Linked DNA regions of Homo sapiens: region 2 is linked to region 1. A link is an interaction called in ENCODE POLR2A ChIA-PET data of the cell type or tissue named here. Cell type or tissue: A673. All regions are shown on one strand. Links, peaks and the distances in the headings refer to the core of each region. The heading gives the core; the rest is flanking DNA.

Region 1 (9,663 bases), core at 526-8,525:
TGGCTTCTGGGGATAACAGAAAAAACTGTCAAAGCCCCACATGTTAAAGGCTAAAAATGCTTACCCTCTCCCTGTGATGCCCACTCCATCCCCTTAAATTGTGCCCTGTGGTTTAACTAAGGGTTACAACCTGCTCCCTGCTTAGTATGTGTCAGGAATAGCACAATCCAACCTTTATACAGAGGAGACAAAATTGGTAAGTTTGTTCTGCTTCATCCCTTGCAAGCTCCATCTGCAGTTTCTGAAAAACAGAAATAATCACCCTTATACTCAGCAATGTGCCAGGTCCATGCACATGATAGGTAACCCCCACGACATTCCTGGGAGGGAGCCATTCTTAGCACTGTTTTATAGATAGTTGTTAGAGCAACATAAAGTTTTCTTCTTGGAAACTGTAAAAGAAAAAAACTAAAGGGATTATATTCATACATATGTTAATACAATAGCCTCTGCATCTTCCATTAAAAAAAAACAAAAAAACAAAAAAAATGACGACAACAACTAGTAAAATAGTTCAGCCTAACAGGTGGGTTTTCATTCACAAACTGTCCCTGTACAGATTCTGAGAGGTTGTGAATCTGGTCCTACATAGAAATAAGGCCGAAGAGGCCCAGTAAAAGTGTCAGTGAAAGTACAGATGTGAGATTTCTCAGCCATGTTATAGAATGAGATCTCACCCATCTCATAGTCCAGGAAAATGCCAATGGCCCTGGCTTTCACCTCTAACAACAGAGGGGTTGGAAAAGCCCCTGGTGCATGATAGCCATCATCTTGCAGCTCAATTCTCCAACATTCCTGCTGGGCTGATGAGGGTCTCCTCGCCTTTGTGGGAAGAGAATCTTTGCAAATGCCAATAGCCCATTCTGACTTATCCCCCACTTCAATCTCCCAGAAATGCCTGCCAGAATGAAAATACGGAAAACCCAGAACAACTGGCTTGACTGTAAATCTTTTTGGGAAACCAGGAACCTTTTGTTTTCTCTTTGTAAATCTCACACGTTTTTTATCTTCAGATACAATCAGGTTAGGGTGTGCTGTTTCAGGGTCTAGAATTATTTCTACTTTAAATTTCTTTATAATTCTCTGCAGAGCAGAATATTGGGGAGGAAAACTGCAGCCATCTCTCTTTAAATGAATTGAAAAGATCGATGGGCTACTCTCATTTTCAGATTCGTAGAAAATTTTAATTTGTGACAGCAATTCCAGTTCAGACAGCTCACTGAGCTCTACTACCTTACTTAACTGGCTTTTGAGTGTGGCACTGTAGTTTGAAAATGCTGTTATGTTTGCACTGAGTTTCTGTTGATTGTCCTTCTCTTCTTCAGCTAATCTGGAGAGAACTGCCTGTTGCTCACGGTCTAAAAACTGGTTGAGGTGCTCAAATTCAGAGGATAATTCCTGCCTTTGGTTTTCCACCATCTCTCTCAGTTCTAAGGGTTTTTTGCTTTGAGTGCTTATTAATTTTTGGAGGTCTGCCAATTGCTTTTTCAGGGGCTGGATGTAACTGCAGAATCTTTTCCTATAATGAATGGCAGCTTTCTCTATGGGCCTCACATGGTGGCCCTGGTGGTCAGGGGGCTGAGTGCACAGCGGACACAACACCATCAGGTCCTCCTTGCAGAAAACGCTCAGGGGCTGGTTGTGTTTCTCGCACAAGGTGGTCTCTTCCTGCTTCCTTTTATTACTCTTGGTGCTCTGGAGTAGCTTGGCAATTTCAATCATCCTTCCCAGCTGGGTGTTGCTCCTGAAGTGCCCCTCTTGACACTGGTGACGACAGACAGGGCAAGGGAACAATTCCTGTAGATCCAGCCAGGACTGTTGGATGCAGGAACGACAGAAGTTGTGCCCACATTCGATGGTGACGGGGTCACTCAGGTAATCCAGACAGATGGAGCACTTAGCTTCTGCTTGGAGTCCGGTCAGAGCTGCTGCCACTGCCATTGGGCTGTCGGTGAAGGTCTCGACCAAGGTGGGCTTTCTTCAAGAGGTTGAGTTCTGTGGGTACTCTTCAGTGAGAAGCAGATATGCTCTTAGATCTCACTGTCCTTCCTGGAGGCAGCTGATGACCTCACTACAGTCCCACTGATTTCTCACATTGGTGGCAGCCCTTGAAGTCCTTTGAATCTTCGGACCCTTTAATTCCAACTGCCAAAAGGAGTCCCACACACAGCCTGCCGGCAGTCACAGCTCAGCCAGACAACTGCTCTTCCAGCCTTTGGCTGCTCAGAGAAAATGATGCCAAGCTAAGCAGCTGTTAGGAAAACAGCTGTTGCCTCAAATCATTGGTTGCTGTGGGTGAGAAGATATTTCTTTCTTAAGAACAAAACAAGATGAAACAAACCTGAATTTATTTCAGGTGGTCCTAACCTCCACCACATTCTAGCCAAACACAAATTATCCTCCCCTAGTCCCAGTCTTTTATTTCCATGCCTTTATTATTGTGCCCTAGCTATTCCACATAGTTGGAACCACAATCCCCACATCCCATCTACTTACCAGTCATCCTAACTGGGGTTGTGGGAACAGCTTAGGCCCTGAGGCATAGAGACCACCCAAATTAAAATACAGCCTTTGTTACCTATATCTGTAACTTGGAGAAATTTGCTTTACATCCCAAATTCTTGGAATCAGGTAAATAATGACAATCTCCCTTTAAACTTTTGTCTTGGTAAGTTATTTCTAGCCTGGGCAATGTAGACTGAGCCCATCTCTACAAAAAATAAAAATAAAAAAATAAAAAAATAAAAAAAAAATTAGTTGGGCATGATGGTGCGCACCTGTAGTCCCAGCCTACTTGGGAGGTTGAGGCAGGAGGAATCCTTGAGCCACAGAGGTCAAGGCTCCAGTGAGCTGTCACTGTGGCACTGCACTCCAGCCTGGGTGACAGAGTGAGACCTTGTCTCTAATTAGAAAAAAACAAAAAGTATTTCTGATGGCTCAAAATCACATCTACCAAATTTACCTTGCTCTTACATCCTTGCTTCTCTACAGTTGAATAGGCCACAGAAGACCTATCTATTTGTGAAATGAAACCCAACGAGATAACACATTGAATATAAACAAAATTTGCGAAAATATTTTCAGTATTTACTACTAAAATGTCATTATGTCTAAATGCAAAATACCTACAAGATAAGAAAATAAAAAGACAAAAACTGAACATATTCCCAATGTATGGGAACATGCTCTCCAAACGAGCATAGAAGCAACAGTTATGTAGACATTCCAACACTGTAGACTGTGAAGTAGAAACAAAGGCTGAGCTTGGTGGCTCAGCCTGTAATCCCAGCACTTTGGGAGGCCGAGGTGGGAGGATCAGTTGAGTTCAGGAGTTTGAGACCAGCCTGGCCAACATGGCAAAACCTTGTCGCTACTAAAAATACAAAAAAAATTAGCCTGGCATGGGGGCACATGCCTGTAATAGCTACTTGGGAGGCTAAGACATGAGAATCGCTTGAACCCAGGAGGCGGCGGTTGCAGTGAGCTGAGATCGCACCACTGCACTCCAGCCTGGGTGACTAGACTGCTATCTCAAAAGCACACAAACAAAAAACAAAAAACAAAAAAATACTTAAAAAGTTTTTCCTTTGACATTGTAATTTGACAATGCTAATCCTATAAAAATGCAGATGACTTGAACAAATATTCAAACATATATACAAATATTTTTGTTGTTGAGACAGGTTCTCTTTTGGTCACTCAGTGCATGATCATGGCTCACTGAAGTCTAATTTCTTGTTATTTTTTCTAGAGGTCTTGCCATGTCACTCAGTCTGATCTCAAACTCCTGAATTCAAGAAATCCTCCTGTCTCACCCTCCCAAAATGCGAGGATTACAGGTGTGAGCCACTGCACCAGGCTGAAAATGTGATTTTCAGTACTAGTTTGAACTTCAAAAAAGAGGAAGCATTGGAAAATGTCTAGTCAGTATTGGCAGAATAAACTATATTACATGTGTGTAACATACATTCTATACAAGGCAGTATCAAGCAGATTTTAAAGCAAAATAATAGCACCAAATATATTGATGCACACAGTATATCCTAGGATAAAAAAAAGCGGGCATCTTCCTACTCCTTCCACCTATTTTTCACTCTGTTCACAGCTATCATCTCTTTCCCTTGGACCAAGGGGCCATCACATTCAGAATTTTGTATTTTAGAAAATGGATTGGCCGGGCGCAGTGGCTCACGCCTATAATCCCAGCACTTTGGGAGGCCAAGGCGGGCAGATGACCTGAGGTCAGGAGTTTGAGACCAGCCTGCCCCAAATGGTGAAACCCCGTCTGTACTAAAAATACAAAAAAATTAGCCGGGCATGGTGGTGGGCACCTATAATCCCAGCTACTTGGGAGGCTGAGGCAAGAGAATGGCTTGAACCTGGGAGGCGGAGGTTGTGGTGAGTCGAGATCACACCATTGCACACCAGCCTGGGCAACAGAGCGAGACTCTGTCTCAAAAAAAAAAAAAAAAAAAAAAAAAAAAAAGAGACAGAGACAGAGAAAGAAAAAGAAAAAGGACATGGTACATAGATTGTCTATTATGTGAGCATGCCCAGAAAGGTTTCGGAAACACTCTATTATCAATCCCTGTGGTCCAAGGCCTCAGTAATAAAAACACACTTTTATCAGACAGCATAGTCCATGGCATCAGAAATTACTCCCAGGATCTAGTGAAGGGACAGTCCTGAAGACAGACCTTTCTTTGGAAAATGCAGGGATCCCTCAGCTCAAGTCTGCTGATTTCACCCTTACTGGAGGGTCTCAGGAATCACTTCTTTAAAAAAAAAAAATCATTTTTATTAACTTATTTATTTTTAATAGAGATGGGATCTTGCTGTATTGCCCAGGCTGATCTTGAACTCCTGGCCTCTCAAAGTGTTGGGATTACAGGTGTGAGCCACCTCGCCAAGCTGAAAATATATATATTTTAAAGAGATGGGGTCTCCCAGCCTGGCCAACATGGTGGAACCCTGTCTCTACTAAAAATACAAAAATTAACTGGGTGTTGATGGGTGTAGATAACTGATGCCTGTAGTCCCAGCTACTCCAGAGGCTGAGGTGGGAAAGTCGCTTGAACCCAGGAGGCAGAGGTTGCAGTGAGCTGAGATCGCACCACTTCATTCCAGCCTGAGCAATACAGTGAGACTCAAAAAAAAAAAAAAAAGGGAGAGAGAGACAGCGTCTCATGTGTTGCCCAGGCTTGTGTTGAACTCTTGGGCTCACGTGATCCACCTGCATCGGCCTCCCAAAGTGCTGAGATTACAGGCGTGAACCACCACGCCTAGCATACTTCTTGATCAAGCATAAATTTCTGGAGCAGAGTGCATTCTCTCGCCCTGAGGCATCTCTGGACAGCTGATCCAGAGTCCTGCAAAGCTCAGGTCCTGCCACTATTTTCTTTCCTTAGCTCCTTCTCTTTGTTCAGATTTCAGGCTTCCCCTCTGGCCTCATCTTCCAGCGTCAAGACTCAGTATCAAACGCCTCTCCTTTGTAAAATGTAGTTATCGCCGGGCACAGTGGCTCACACCTGTAATCCCAGCACTTTGGGAGGCCAAGGTGGGTGGATCACCTGAGGTCGGGAGCTGAGACCAGCCTAACCAACGTGGAGAAACCCTGTCTCTACTAAAAATACAAAACTAGCCCGGCATGGTGGTACATGCCTGTAATCCCAGCTACTCGGGAGGCTGAGGCAGGGGAATCACTTGAACCTGGGACATGGAGGTTGCGGTGAGCCAGGATCGTGCCACTGCACTCCAGCCTGGGCAACAAGAGTGAAACTCCATCGCAAAAAAAAAAAAAAAAAAGTAGTTATCTTACCAGGCACAGTGGCTCACGCGTGTAACATTAGTGCTTTGGGAGGCAGAACTGGGAGGATCGCTTGAGCCCAAGGAATTCAAGACCAGATCTGGGCAGAGTGAGACCCCATTTCTACAAAAAAAAATTTTTTTTTAATGGTTGAGTTTGATTCCTGGTGTTCCCTTATTAACTGTGTGGCCTTGGGGGAGCTACTTAACCCCTCCTGGCCTTAGTCTGTCCTTTGTAAGCAAGCAATAGTGGTTAAATAAAGGGAGATCAAGTCCATAAACAGCCTGATGGGGACCTCAGGGCCTCGGATCAGGGCTCTAACCCTCCACCCCACCCCCAACTCTATACACAAACCATCCCTCACTGCTACATCCTGGAAGGTAATTCCACACTCGCCATCAGACCAGCATTTCTGGGAATGTTCCCAGACAGATATCAGTCACCTCATTTTCTGACTCCTTAGGACAGGGTGGGCTCTCAGCTTAACTTTTTTTAGTAAGCATTTCGGTGACTTAGGACAAAACTAGTAAATAAATCAGGAACCATAATAAATAAATGGCGTGCGTTTTAAAATAACCTTATGCCGCAGGCGCGGTAGTTCATGCCTGCAATCCCAGCACTTTGGGAGGCCGAGGCAGGCGGAACACTTGAGATCAGGGGTTCGAGACCAACCTGGCCAACACGGTGAGACTAAAAATACAAAAATACTAAAAATGGGCCAGGCACGGTGGCTCACACCTATAATCCCAGCACTTTGGGAGGCCACGGCGGGTGGATCACGAGGTCAGAAGATCGAGACCATACTGGCCAACATGGTGAAACCCTGTTTCTACTGAAAATACAAAAAATTAGCTGGGCATGGTGGCACATGCCTGTAGTCCCAGCTACTGGGGAGGCTGAGGCAGGAGAATCACTTGAACCTGGGAGGCGGAGGTTGCAATGAGTCAAGATAGCCACTGCACTCCAGCCTGGGCAACAGAGCAAGACTCTGTCTCAAAAAAAAAAAAAAAAAAAAATACACAAATTATCCTGACTGGTGGAGAGTGCCTGTAATTCCAGCTACTTGGAAGGCACAGGCAGGAGAATTGCTTGACCCCAGGAGGCAGAGGTTGTAGTTAGCCAAGATCACCCCAGTGCACTCCAGCCTGGGTCACAGAGCGTGATTGCGTCTCAAAAAAATAAATGAAAATAAAAACATTAAATAACCTGATGCCGAATTCAGGTTCCCTTGTGAGGTGCAAGCTCCCTCTAGGCACAGAGCAGGTGCTCAAGAGGTCACGGGTTTCACTACACTCCAGCCTCCCGCACCCACGGAATGTCACTTCCCAGCTTACCTGGAGCAGGGGGAGCTCTGCGGCGGTCCTTTATCCGTGCAAAAGGCCACACACTAGATACTAACTAAACACACATGGAAAGTGCAGCTGTGAGGACTCCACCCAGCTAAGACCAGCTTCCACCTGGAAGTGGGAGGGGTAGGGGCAAGAGAGGGTGGGGGAGGCTTCCTCCCTGTAAGCACTTAAGTGTCCTTGGCCTTGATCTAAGAACTTTGGAGTCTTTTTTGTAATAACTGAATAGGGCAGGTTTGCATTTGCTCATGCAAATAACCAGAGCCCACCTTATTTAGATGAGTGAAAAGGAACAGAGAAGTTGAGAAAGACTAAAGGAGATTTCAACCCAGAGCCTGCAACTGGGCTACCTGCTGAAAGATATCCCTTACAAGCCTGAGCAACATGGTGAAACCCTGTCTCTGTGGAAAATACAAAAAATTAGCTGGGTGTGGCGGCAGGCACCTGTAATCCCAGTTATTTGGGAGGCTGAGGCAGGGAGAATTGCTTGAACCCAGGAGGCAGAGGTTGCAGTGAGCCGAGATGGCGCCACTGCACTCCAGCCTGGGCGACAGAGTGAGACTGTCTCAAAAGCAAAACAAAACAAAACAAAACAGGAATCTTGATTTCTCCTGAACTCTGAAGCCAGAAACCTGGCCGTCTCCCAGTCTTCTCCACCTCAATCAATGGAATCTTTGTTCACCTAATATTTGAAGCAGAAAATCAAGAAGACATCTCTGATTTCCCTCATTTCTTTTGCTCCCTACAAATCCACCATCAAGTCCTGGTGTCCTGCCCCACACTGTGTCCCTGAGCTCTGACACACCCTCCTTGGGGACACCTGGGAACCCTCACCTGGTTAGCTGACCCTGGCTGTCCTCCCTCATCCCCCGCCCCTCAGAATCCAGTGCTGTCACCTGGGATGCTAATCTGGGGGCTGTGTTTGGCTTCATGTGTGTCCTGTGAAAGCAGAAGACAGATTGACAACACTGGCCATACACAGATCCTCAAGAAGCCATGAGTCCTAAGGGGCAGGCAGAGAAAGAGTCATCTGTCCAAGAGACCAAAGAGACTGAGGGGCAGCTGTCCGGGGCCCACAGCAGGGTCCCGCTCCTAGGGGATCAGGACAACTGTAAAGGGACTGATAAAAATGCGTGGGAGCATTTCAGAGGAGTATCAGGGGCAAAGGCCAGAGTGGCTCTAATGGGAGACAAGAGATAAACACTCATTATAATTCCCAAAGGTAATCAGCCCAGAGCCTGAAGTCAAAGTAAAAGAACAGATTATTTGGATTAATTTACATTTCTGAGGGTAAGTGATCCTTTCTCAATTCTGTCCCTCCCACCCATTAGCTGATTCCATTTGGTTTTGGCCCCACCATATGATTATAAAGGAAATAATCAAAATATAGCAATTTTTCCTCCAAAGGAGTTTTAATGCCAAAATGAGTGAGAGTTCTGTCTTAAAAATGAAACTGAGTGGCCAGGCATGGTGGCTAACGCCTGTAATCCCAGCACTTTGGGAGGCTGAGGGGGGGCGGATTGCCTGAGCTCAGGAGTTCAAGACCAGCCTGGGCAACACAGCGAAACCCCGTCTCTACTAAAAATACAGAAAATTAGCTGGGCATGGTGGTGCACGCCCATAATCCCAGCTACTCAGGAGGCTGAGACAGGAGAATCCTGGGAGGCGGAGGTTGCAGTGAGCTGAGATCATGCCACTGCACTCCAGCCTGGGCGACAGAGTGAGACTCTATCTCAAAAACAAACAAACAAAAAAGTGAAACTGAATGTTTTCAATCCTCTAAACTATAATAGAGTTTTAATATAGTATATTTTAAATGTTTAATATTTTCTGGGAAAAGAACAAATAAATAGAGATGAAGACCATCAGAGGATTGTAGAGTGCTGTCTTCTGGTTGTCTCTTGACATACTCCCTGTGTGCTCTCAGACACACCCCGGGGACTTACACTACCATTTGTCTGTAGAGGAGACCCAAGCCTATATCTCATCAATAGATTACTAATATCTTTCCCAATTCTAAATGATTTCAGTCATGCTGTGCCATTTATTAGCTCCTCAACCTTGAACAAGTAATTTATAATCTCCTTGAATTTTATTTTTCTCACCTGTAATATGAGGACGTGTGTGCATATATATTTGATCACAGTTGGCCCCTGGCATTGCTTATTAGTATTAAGAAAAGAATACATTGATCTGTAGATCTTGTTTGGAGCCTGAATTAAACAAACTAACTCTAAAACACACAAATTTTGAGACAGCCTGCGGAATTTGAAAGGAGAAAAGATATTTAATGATACTTAAATTACATTTAATTTTTAAAGGGTGATTATGATATTACTGTTACTTTTTTTTTTTTTTTAACTTGAGATGGGGTCTCAGTATATCGCCCAGGCTGGTCTTGAACTCCTGCCTCAAGTGATCCTCCTGTTACTGGAGTGGGTCTCGATCCAGATCCCGAGAGAGGGTTCTTGGATCTTGTGCAAGAAAGAATTCAGGGCGAGTCCATAGAGT
Region 2 (9,663 bases), core at 469-8,468, 56 kb before region 1:
CTTTTAAATCTGAAAAGTGTCTTGCTCTGTTGCCCAGGCTGGAGTGCAGTGGTGCAATCTCCGCTTCTGGGTTCAAACCATTCTCCTGCCTCAGCCTCCTGAGTAGCTGGGATTACAGGCGCATGCCACCATGCCTGGCTAATTTTTGTATTTTTAGTAGAAATGGGGTTTCGTCTGTTGGCCAGGCTGGTCTTGAAGTCTTAATGTCAGGTGATTCGCCCGCCTTGGCCCCCCAAAGTGCTGGGATTACAGGTGTGAGCCACTGCGCCTAGCCGATATTATCTTCTGAGCCCCAACACTAGGAAAACAGCTTCTCTCCTCCTCTCCTTACTCCTCATAAGTAAATAAACGCAAGAATCTTCACCAAAAGATCTTTAGTCATACAAAAATGAAGTGTCAGATACTTTTTAAATATAACTTATTTACAGGGCTATGCTTATATAAATTGCTTTAACAGTCATTAGAGCATTATATGGGCTGAGAACATATTTTTAATATATTATTAAAACAATGGGTCTGGCATGGTGGCTCTTGCCTGTAATCCCAGCACTTTGGGAAGCCGAGGCAGAAGAATCACTTGAGACCAGGAGTTCAAGACCAGCCTATAGTGAGACTCTGTCTTTACAAACAAAAAACAAACAAAAATGATTATGTATGTTAATAATGCCTTAATAAATCTGATTTAGACAAAAAATGACTAACATTTGCTTAGTGCTTTGTAGAGACAACATTGTATAAAGAGCATTACATGCATTATTTTATTTAATAGAAAATCTCTGGCTGGGCACAGTGGCTCACGCCTGTAATCCCAGCACTTTGGGAGGCTGAGGTGGGCAGATCACTTGAGGTCAGGAGTTCAAGACCAGCCTGGCCAACATGGTGAAACGCTGTCTCTACTAAAAATGCAAAAATTAGCCAGGCATGGTGGCTGACGCCTGTAATCTCAGCTACTTGGGAGGCTGAGGCAGGAGAATGACTTGAATCTGGGAGGCAGAGGTTGCACTGAGCCAAGATCACGCCATTGCACACCAGCCTGAGCGACAAGAGTGAAACTCTATCTCAAAACAAAACAAAACAAAACAAAAGGAAAGAAAATTTCTGTAAAAGGGAAACTAAAACTTCCCCACCTCAGCCTCCAAAGTAGCTGCTACTACAGGTGCACGTCACCACACCTAGCTAATGTTCTAATCTTTTGTAGAGACAGAGACTCACCATGTTGCCCAGGCTAGTCCCGTACTCCAGGCACCAAACAATCCTCCTGCCTTGGTGTCTCAACATGCTAGGGGCCATAGGCATGAGCCACCTTGCCCAGTCAGCTCCTAAGAACTTAAGCTAAGTGCCCAATATCACATGCTTGGTAAGATGCAGAACTCAAACCTCCATGACTAATTCTGGAGCCCTGGTCTTAACCAGTGTGCTGTCCCTGTGAAAGTACATGTCTTGGCTAGGTGCAGTGGCTCACACCTGTAATCCCTGTACTTTGGGAGACTGAGGCGGGAGGGTGGCTTGAGACCAGGAGTTTTGAGACCAGCGTGGGCAACATAACAAAGTCCCATCTTCACAAAAAGAAAAATCTTAAAAATAAGCCTGGTATGGATGTGTGAACATATAGTCCCAGATGCTTGGGAGGCTGAAGAGGGAGGATTGTTTGAGCCCAGGAGGTTGAGGCTGCAGTGAGCTATGATAGCGCCCCTGTGCTCCAGCCTGGTTAACAGAGTGAGATCCTGTGTCGAAAACAACAACAGAAAAGCATGTCTTGACATAATAATGAAATGAAATGTGTGAACCTTGATTGGATTCTGGTTACTGAAAAAGAAAAAACAGCAGCTGGGCCAGGCACAGTGGTGTATGCCTGTTATCCAAGCTACTTGGGAGGCTGAGGTGGGAGGATTGCTTGAACTCAGGAGTGTGAATCCAGCCTGGGCAACATAGCAAGACTCCATCTCAAAAACAAAACAAAACAAAATAAAACAAAAAAAGCAGCTAAAAAAGACATTTTGGAAACAACTTAGAAAATTTTTGCCATAGATTGGTTATTAGTAAACATGGAATTACTATTAGTTGTGTGTAATATTGATATTGTGGTTATGAAAGAAAATATAAAATATCCTTATTTTAGGCAACAAAGTATCTAGGAATGAAGCTTCATATTGTCTTCAATTTACTTTCAAGTAGTTCAGTTAAAAAATGGCCAGGCACGGTGGCTCACACCTGTAATCCCAGCACTTTGGGAGGCCAAGGCAGGCGGATCACAAGGTCAGGAGATCGAGACCATCCTGGCTAACACAGTGAAACCCCGTCTCTACTAAAAATACAAAAATTAGCTGGGTGTGGTGGCGGGCGCCTGTAGTCCCAGACCCTGGGGAGCCTGAGGCAGGAGAATGGCGTGAACCCGGGACGCGGAGCTTGCAGTGAGCCGAGATCGCGCCACTGCACTCCATCCAGCCTGGCGACAGAGCGGGACTCCATCTCAAAAAAAAAAAAAAAAAAAAAAGTATGTGAACACACACACCCACACACAGAGCAACCAAGACAAAAAATGAACAACTAATGAATCAAGTGTGAGGGGTACATGGATGTTCATTGTATTAATCTTTCAACATTTCTGTAGGCTTGAAAATTTTCAAAATAAAATGCAGAGAAGAAAATTTGCACGTCTAGAAAAGGCTTGTGATAAATAATTCATAGAATCTCAGGATTATGAGACCAGCCTGGGCAACATAGTGAGACCTTGTCTCTACGAGAAAAAAAAGAAAAAGAAAAAAGAAGATCACGTGGAGTCTTACACCATCTCTTCCTTCACTAACATTTGCGTAGTTTTATCTCACACATCCTAAACTGGATCACACTATACTCAATGTACAAATAAGCATTAGAATGTATGAAAGTGGGCAAGACGCGGTGGCTAAACTTGTAATCCCAGCACTTTGGGAGGCCGAGGCGGGCGAGTCACCTGACCTCAGGAGTTCCAGACCAGCCTGACCAACATGGCTAAACCCTGTCTCTACTAAAATACAAAAATAGCCAGGCTTGGTGGCACGCGCCTGTAATCCTAGCTACTCAGGGGGCTGAGGCAGGAGAATGGCTTGAACCTGGGAGCCGAGATTGCACCACTGCATTCCAGCCTGGGCGACAGAGCGAGACTCCGTCTCCGCCGCCCCACCAAAAAAATGTATGAGTGTATATATTCTAACTGATATCAAAGTTCTCTCCGGGAGCTGGTAACAGAAAATTTCTTTCCTTGTTTGCTTACATTTTTACAATCATGAGCTTTTTAGAAAATGTCATTGAAGTTTTTTCTCTTTTTGAAATTCAATTTTAAAAGAAACAAGGGCCCAGTGGCTCACGCCTGTAATCTCAGTACTTTGAGAGGCTGAGGTGGGAGAACTGGCCAGGAGGCCAAGAATTCGAGGCTGCAGTGAGCCGAGGTCGTGCTAGGGCACTCCAGCGTGGGCGACAGAGCGAGACTCTGTCTTAATAAACGAACGCCGTAAGCATTCCGAACTGCTTTGTTTCCCATTGGAGAAATCTGTAAATATGTCATGGAAATTGGAATCTTTATTCTGCTCCTGTCCCTCTGCTGGCGGAGTAGGATTTTACCGCTGGTTCTACCTAGGCGTAGAGCTGTGTCTGCAAACAACCAGGCAAGACCGAAAAAAGTTAATGTTCTTAAAATATGCAAGTGGAGCCCGAAAATAGTTAAATTCTTGGACTAGGAAGGCATCCTTAAATGCTCAAGTCTCTGGGTAAGAGCGCACCGAGGGGCTGCGGCCAGAAGCCCCAGGAACCGAGGTGGTTCAGGCGGTAGCCACCGCCCACAGTCCAGGTCTTCTGGGCCGGCACACCCCTCCCACCATCTCAGCCAATCGGAGCTAAGGGGGCGGGGATCGGGCCAGCCGGAGGCGGGGCGGACGCAGGAGGGGGTGTGTCTGGGGAGGGGCCTGGCAGGTCCCAGAAGGTGGCGAGTTTCGCGGCCAGAGGCTTACAGGTCCAGGTGGAGAGGCCGGGCTGGCCAGGGCTTCGGCCTCCGGCGTCGGGAAATGGCGGCGGGGGGCAGGATGGAGGACGTGAGTGCACGGAGGCGGCGGGCGGTTGGCCCCGGAATCCGCTTTTTCTTGTGCCGGGGCGCACGGGGCGGAGACTCAGAGAGGGAAGCCACCCTTGGCGACTGCGGCCGCGGCCGAAGGGGGCGCCGCCTGTGCCCGGGGAGGCCTGGGCGCGGGGCTTTGGGAGGGCTCCAGGCGGCTGTGGGATCCGCGACACGTTGGCTCCGGGCTAATTTTCCCAGTGGAGGCTGGGGTGGGCTCCTGGGCGGTGGGCGCGCGGCCCCCGGGGGTCCCAGGCTGGCGCCCAGCCCACGTGCGGGGTACGTCTTTGATCCCGGAACTGGCAGCTTCACGTGATGCGCGCCTGGCCTGACAGCCCTTCCTCCCCGCGAGTCTCCGGGAGCCGGGCCGATGGGTTCCGCTCGGACGTCCCAGGGGCACAGGGGGCGAATCTCCCTTCCTGGTGAGGTCCCTTGCCTTGGCTCTAGAGGCTGTGGACTTGGAGTGACAACGACGCTCGGGCCGGGCGCCAGCGTCCCGCAGACCTGTCGCTATCATGGCCTGGAAACCCACACGAGAGAAAAAGTGTCATGTGTTGTTTTGAATCTAGCATGGTAGGAATACAAAGGTTTTTAAATCTTTGATAGATTCAAACCAGATTACCAAAACAAAAACAAAAACAAAAAAACAAAAAACCAGTGGCCTAGTTTACAGCGTGTATAGTACAGAATGGTAGCATAATTACAAAAATCTTATTTCTTTGCTTCAGTATCGTAAGGTGTTTTTAGGAGAAACATGTATGTATGCTGAGAGTTAACTGGATTTTCCACTGGCAAGTAATAAAATTTTTGCTCTTGAGAAATGCAAAGTTGACAGTTACTGTAAAGCACTAATTTGGGTTAATAAATTAGTAGGAATATTACTGTGATCCTATCACTGAATGAACTGCATCAGGAAAAGGAAGAGAAACATGAAACAGTTCCAGCATTACGGTAGCTTAGATTCTTGTGCAGTAACCAGTTAAATAATCTTGATGAAATAAAGACCAAACAATTTCTAATGAAACTAAAATTTTCTATTTTTTCCAGTTGAGAAAATGGAAAATTAACTGTAAGACCTGTAAGTAGATTTGAGACTCATATATATTTAAAGCAAAATTCATTGTTTCTGAGTTTTTAAGGCTGAGCTTCATGAGCTGACAATGTACAGAAAAAACCGAATATGTAAGAGGAAAATGAGAGTGTCTTAGAAAAACACATGCAGTAAGTGCTTCTTGGTTGATGCTAAGCTGCTCTGGCGTTCTTGGATCTGTAGCTTTTAGCTTTAGGATGCATATAGTACTAGAAATCTGCTTCCTCAAACACTGGAGCCTGGGGATGGTCTGGGAGGCTCATGCCTGTAATCCCAGCACTTTGGGAGGCCGAGGCAGGCAGATAACCTGAGGTCAGGAGTTTGAGACCAGCCTGGCCAACATGGCAAAACCCCGTCTCCACTAAAAATACAAAAATTAGCCAGGTGGGGTGGTGGGGGCCTGTAATCCCAGATACTGGGGAGGCAGGAGAATCGCTTGAACCCGGAAGGCAGAGGTTGCAGTGAGCCAAGATCGCATCACTGCACTCCAGCCGGGGCAACAGAGCGACAGAGCGAGACTCTGTCTCAAAAATAAAAATAAATAAAAATTAATTAGAGATTAATGTTTTGCTACCAACCACATATTGGAGTCACTTTAGATCTGAGTAAGTTGCCTGCTTTTGGTATTTTGTAAACATGATTCCTAGCCTTCAAGAAAAAGCTAAAAATTTTGGACCATGCCTTAGTTACAGACACTTAAATGAGTTGAGTCAAAGACTTTGTGTTAGTAGGGATTCATTGTTTGCAGGCAGTGAAACCAACTGTGGCTAATTTAAGAAAAGGATGTATTCGAAAGGCTATAGGGTGAGTATATGCCAAGGCCTCTGAAAGGACCCAAACAAGGGCATCTCAAGGCATTGAAGTGACAGGAGTCCTTTCAGGGTCTACCCTGGAATGAATCTGCCTAAATCATGATCTTTCTTCTTTTTTTGTGATGGAGTTTCACCCTTGTTGCCCAGGTTGGAGTGCAATGGTACGATCTCGGCTCACTGCAACCTCCGCCTCCCGGGTTCAAGTGATTCTTCTGCCTCAGCCTCCCAAATAGCTGGGATTACAGGCATGCACCACCACACCTGGCTAATTTTGTATTTTTAGTAGAGACGGGATTTCTCCATTTTGGTCAGGCTGGTCTCAGGTGATCCATCTGCCTTGGCCTCCCAAAGTGTTGGGATTACAGGCGTGAGCCACCGTGCCCGGCCTCATGATCTTTCTTTTACTGCTCATGGAAAGAGTTGGATTCACCCAACTGTTTTTTGTTCCATGACCACTCCTAGAGCAGAGGAGGAGGAAGGGTATTGAAGGATGGTTCCACTAAGACTTAATGCAGAAGTAGACAGTGGGTCCTCAAAGGAAATAGAGTTATTGTCACAGAAGAGAGAAGAGATACCATGTGGGCAAAAACAACAGACATCTTCTACAGGTGGTAATGTAGTTAATAATGGAAATGAAAAAATCATTTGGATTCAGGAGTCCTCTTCCCCTCACCCTTCACTTGCAGATGGTGAGTTAATAGAATGACTGGGTGCTGTTTGTATGGTTACACTGCATATTTCCTATAGGATTCAATGGAAAGTAAATACTCCTGAGTGACATAGAGAAGAACCATATTATAGTCCCCAACTCCTTCAGTGTAGTTAGGAAAAACAAAAGATACACCCATGAAAAGGAAAACAATACAAGGCAGCATAAGAAATATTCCAAATGAATATTATGGGCAATAAGTTTTATAGGATTTTAAAGCAGAAGGAAAACACTTAACAAGGCCAGTTTTATAGAGAACATAAACTTGGTTAGGACCTTGAAAGATGCATAGAATTCTGAAAAAGGTAAGGGAGGATATTTGTAGGGCTCTATAGAAAGCTCATTTAGGCGAGAGAAGAAGGTGCATGAAAGTGACATATTAGGAGATAAAGTAGATTATTGTCTTATAGTGAAGTTTTCAATGCTAGCTTTGTTTAAATGTCCCAGGTCTGGCCAGGTGCGGTGGCTCACGCCTGTAATCCCAGCACTTTGGGAGGCTGAGGCGGGTGGATCACCTGAGGTCAGAAGTTTGAGACCAGCCTGGCCAACATGGCGAAACCCGGTATCTACTAAAAATATAAAAATTACCTGGGCATGGTGGCACATGCCTGTAATCCCAGCCTGTGGTCAGGAGGCTGAGGCAGGAGAATTGCTTGAACCTGGGAGGCAGAGGTTGCAGTGAGCCAAGATCACACCATTGCACTCCAATCTGGGCAACAAGAGCGAAATTCTGTCTCAAAAGTAAATAAATAAATAAATAAATAAAAATTTCCCAGGTCTGAAGCATACAAGAAGTTGAGCAGTCTTTCTTTCTCTCAACACGCATATTGAACACCTTAGCATCTGCTGTGTATCAAGTGTTAAAAGCACAAAGGACATAATATAAAAGAGTCTCTGCCCTTGTAAAGCACATTTTATTCTGACAATTTCAATGCCATGTGCTTAGTATGGTAGGTTATGATACAGATACAGATGTAAGAGAGTTCAGTAGGGACTTCCATTCCCAGCCAACATGGAGTAACTGGGAATAGATATACCATTCTGCCTGAAACAACCAAAAAGCTAGATATAACGTATGATACAACACTTTGTGAGATACCGGACATCAGACAATGAAGGGTAGCAATCTCAGAGATGGGAAACAAATGCTGTGAACCCTATCACTGCTCCGGCTTACTGCCTTGAAAGAGTGTGCAGGCTGTGACAGGGAAGGGGGAAGCCAGGCAGAGCCCAGCAGACTTCTGAGTTGAGGAGATGGAGTTGAGGGTCTAGGAGATCGAGGTAACTGGAGTTCACAAGACAGAGCACCCAGAGAGGAGAGAGCTACAAAGAGGGAGAACTCTGAAGATATGCACGGGGAGCCCCCTGGCCCTGCGCCTACCAGGCATCCAGTAGAGTGCTAATCAGGGCATGAGGAAGCTCTTGGAGGCCTCATAAAGAACCACCTAAAAGGATTGGAAGGAACAGTTTCTCCATACAGGGCCAAGAATACTGCCTATTTCACCCACAAGCCAGACGGAACCCTCATAATTCACAGAGCATGTAGGTAGAGTACTCAGAAAGGTCTTGCCTCAGTAGTGGAGGCCTTAGATTAGCCTTAGATGAAGCCCACCTAATTTCTTAACAGCAAGACTGTTTCCAAGTAACTTGACTGCACTCCAGAACAAAGTTCACGAATATAGGATTACAGAAAATGGCCGGGTGCGGTGGCTCATGCCTGTAATCCCGGCACTTTGAGAGGCTGAGGCGAGCGGATCACGAGGTCAGGAGATCGAGACCATCCTGGTTAACATGGTGGAACCCTGTCTCTACTAAAAGTACAAAAAATTAGCCGGGCGTGGTGCTGGGTGCCTGTATCCCAGCTACTTGGGAGGCTGAGGCAGGAGAATGGTGTGAACGCAGGAGGCAGAGCTTGCAGTGAGCCGAGATCATGCCACTGCACTCCAACCTGGGTGACAGAGCAAGACTACATCTCCAAAAAAAAAAAAAAAAAAAAAAAAAAAGGGAATACAGAAAATACCCAGCACCCACAGAGGTAAAATTTGCAATATCTGGCATCCAATAAAAAATGACAAGGCATGCTAAGAGGCAGGAAAATGTGAGCTGTACTGAGTCCACTGAAACTGATTCAGACATGACATAGGCTAGAAATAGCATGTGAACATTAAACATTATTATAAATGTCTTCTATATATTTAGAAGTTACATAGAGACATGGAAGATACAAAGTAGACCCAGCTCAAACTTGTACAGATGAAAACTACAATGTCAGATTAAGAGTGCAGTAGGAATGATGCTGGGGCTGGGAATGCTAAAAAGGCACCGCAGAGAAGGCGGTTTTGCTGGGACAAGCATTTGACAGGTGGGGAAGAATAAGTAGAGCTGGTGTAGAGATGGAAAGTGTTTCATGAAAGACGGGTATCATAAGCAGACGGCACCAGGAGGGAGGGAAATGGTGAGAGGCAAATCCTTGGCCAGGCGTGGTGGCTTATGCCTGTAATCCCAGCACTTTGGGAGGCCAAGGTGGGTGGATTGCTTGAGTTTTGGAGTTCAAGACCAGCCTGGGCAACATGGTGAAATCTCACCTTTACTAAAAATACAAAAATTAGCCAAGCATAGTGGAGTGTGCCTCTGGTCCCAGCTACTCGTGAGACTGAGGTAGGAGGATTTCTTGAGCCTGGGGAGGGGGGCACGGAGGCTGCAGTGAGCCGAGATCGTGCCACTGTTCTCCAGCCTGGGTGACAGAGTGAGACCCTGTTTTTTTTTTTGTTTTTGTTTTTGTTTTAAAAAAAAAGGTTGGGTACAGTGGTTCACACCTGTAATCCCAGCACTTTGGGAGGCTGAGGGTGGACCACTTGAGGTCAGGAGTTTGAGACCAGCATGGCCAACATGGTGAAACCCCGTCTCTATTAAAAATACAAAAACTAGCTGGACAAGGTGTCGGGCACTTGTAATTCCAGCTACT

The links. Peaks named below come from ENCODE experiments on the same cell type or tissue, not always from the same donor. Only the 100,000 strongest peaks of a DNase experiment are listed, where the experiment ranks them.
Region 2: POLR2A ChIA-PET joins it to region 1 with 11 read pairs; 2 of 35 experiments call an interaction of 5 or more read pairs at or near these places.

Annotation. Positions count from the first base shown.
Region 1 is chr4:165,051,426-165,061,088 of GRCh38, reverse strand. TRIM75 (tripartite motif containing 75) reads right to left here and starts at 7,223. Exons shown (of 2, transcript NM_001396070.1): 1 at 7,141-7,223; 2 at 535-2,289. The coding sequence starts at 1,941. The coding sequence ends at 535. In A673, for the core only: no CTCF peak of the experiment used is centred there; no DNase peak of the experiment used is centred there.
Region 2 is chr4:165,107,151-165,116,813 of GRCh38, reverse strand. It overlaps TMEM192 (transmembrane protein 192), which reads left to right and starts at 3,954. Exons shown (of 6, transcript NM_001100389.2): 1 at 3,954-4,067. The coding sequence starts at 4,041. RefSeq lists enhancers at 3,599-3,658, 4,439-4,678 and silencers at 3,782-3,980, 4,149-4,408. In A673, for the core only: CTCF peaks have their summits at 3,600 and 4,286; DNase peaks (open chromatin) are centred at 3,583, 3,853 and 4,443; H3K4me3 peaks cover 1,777 bases; H3K27ac peaks cover 1,531 bases.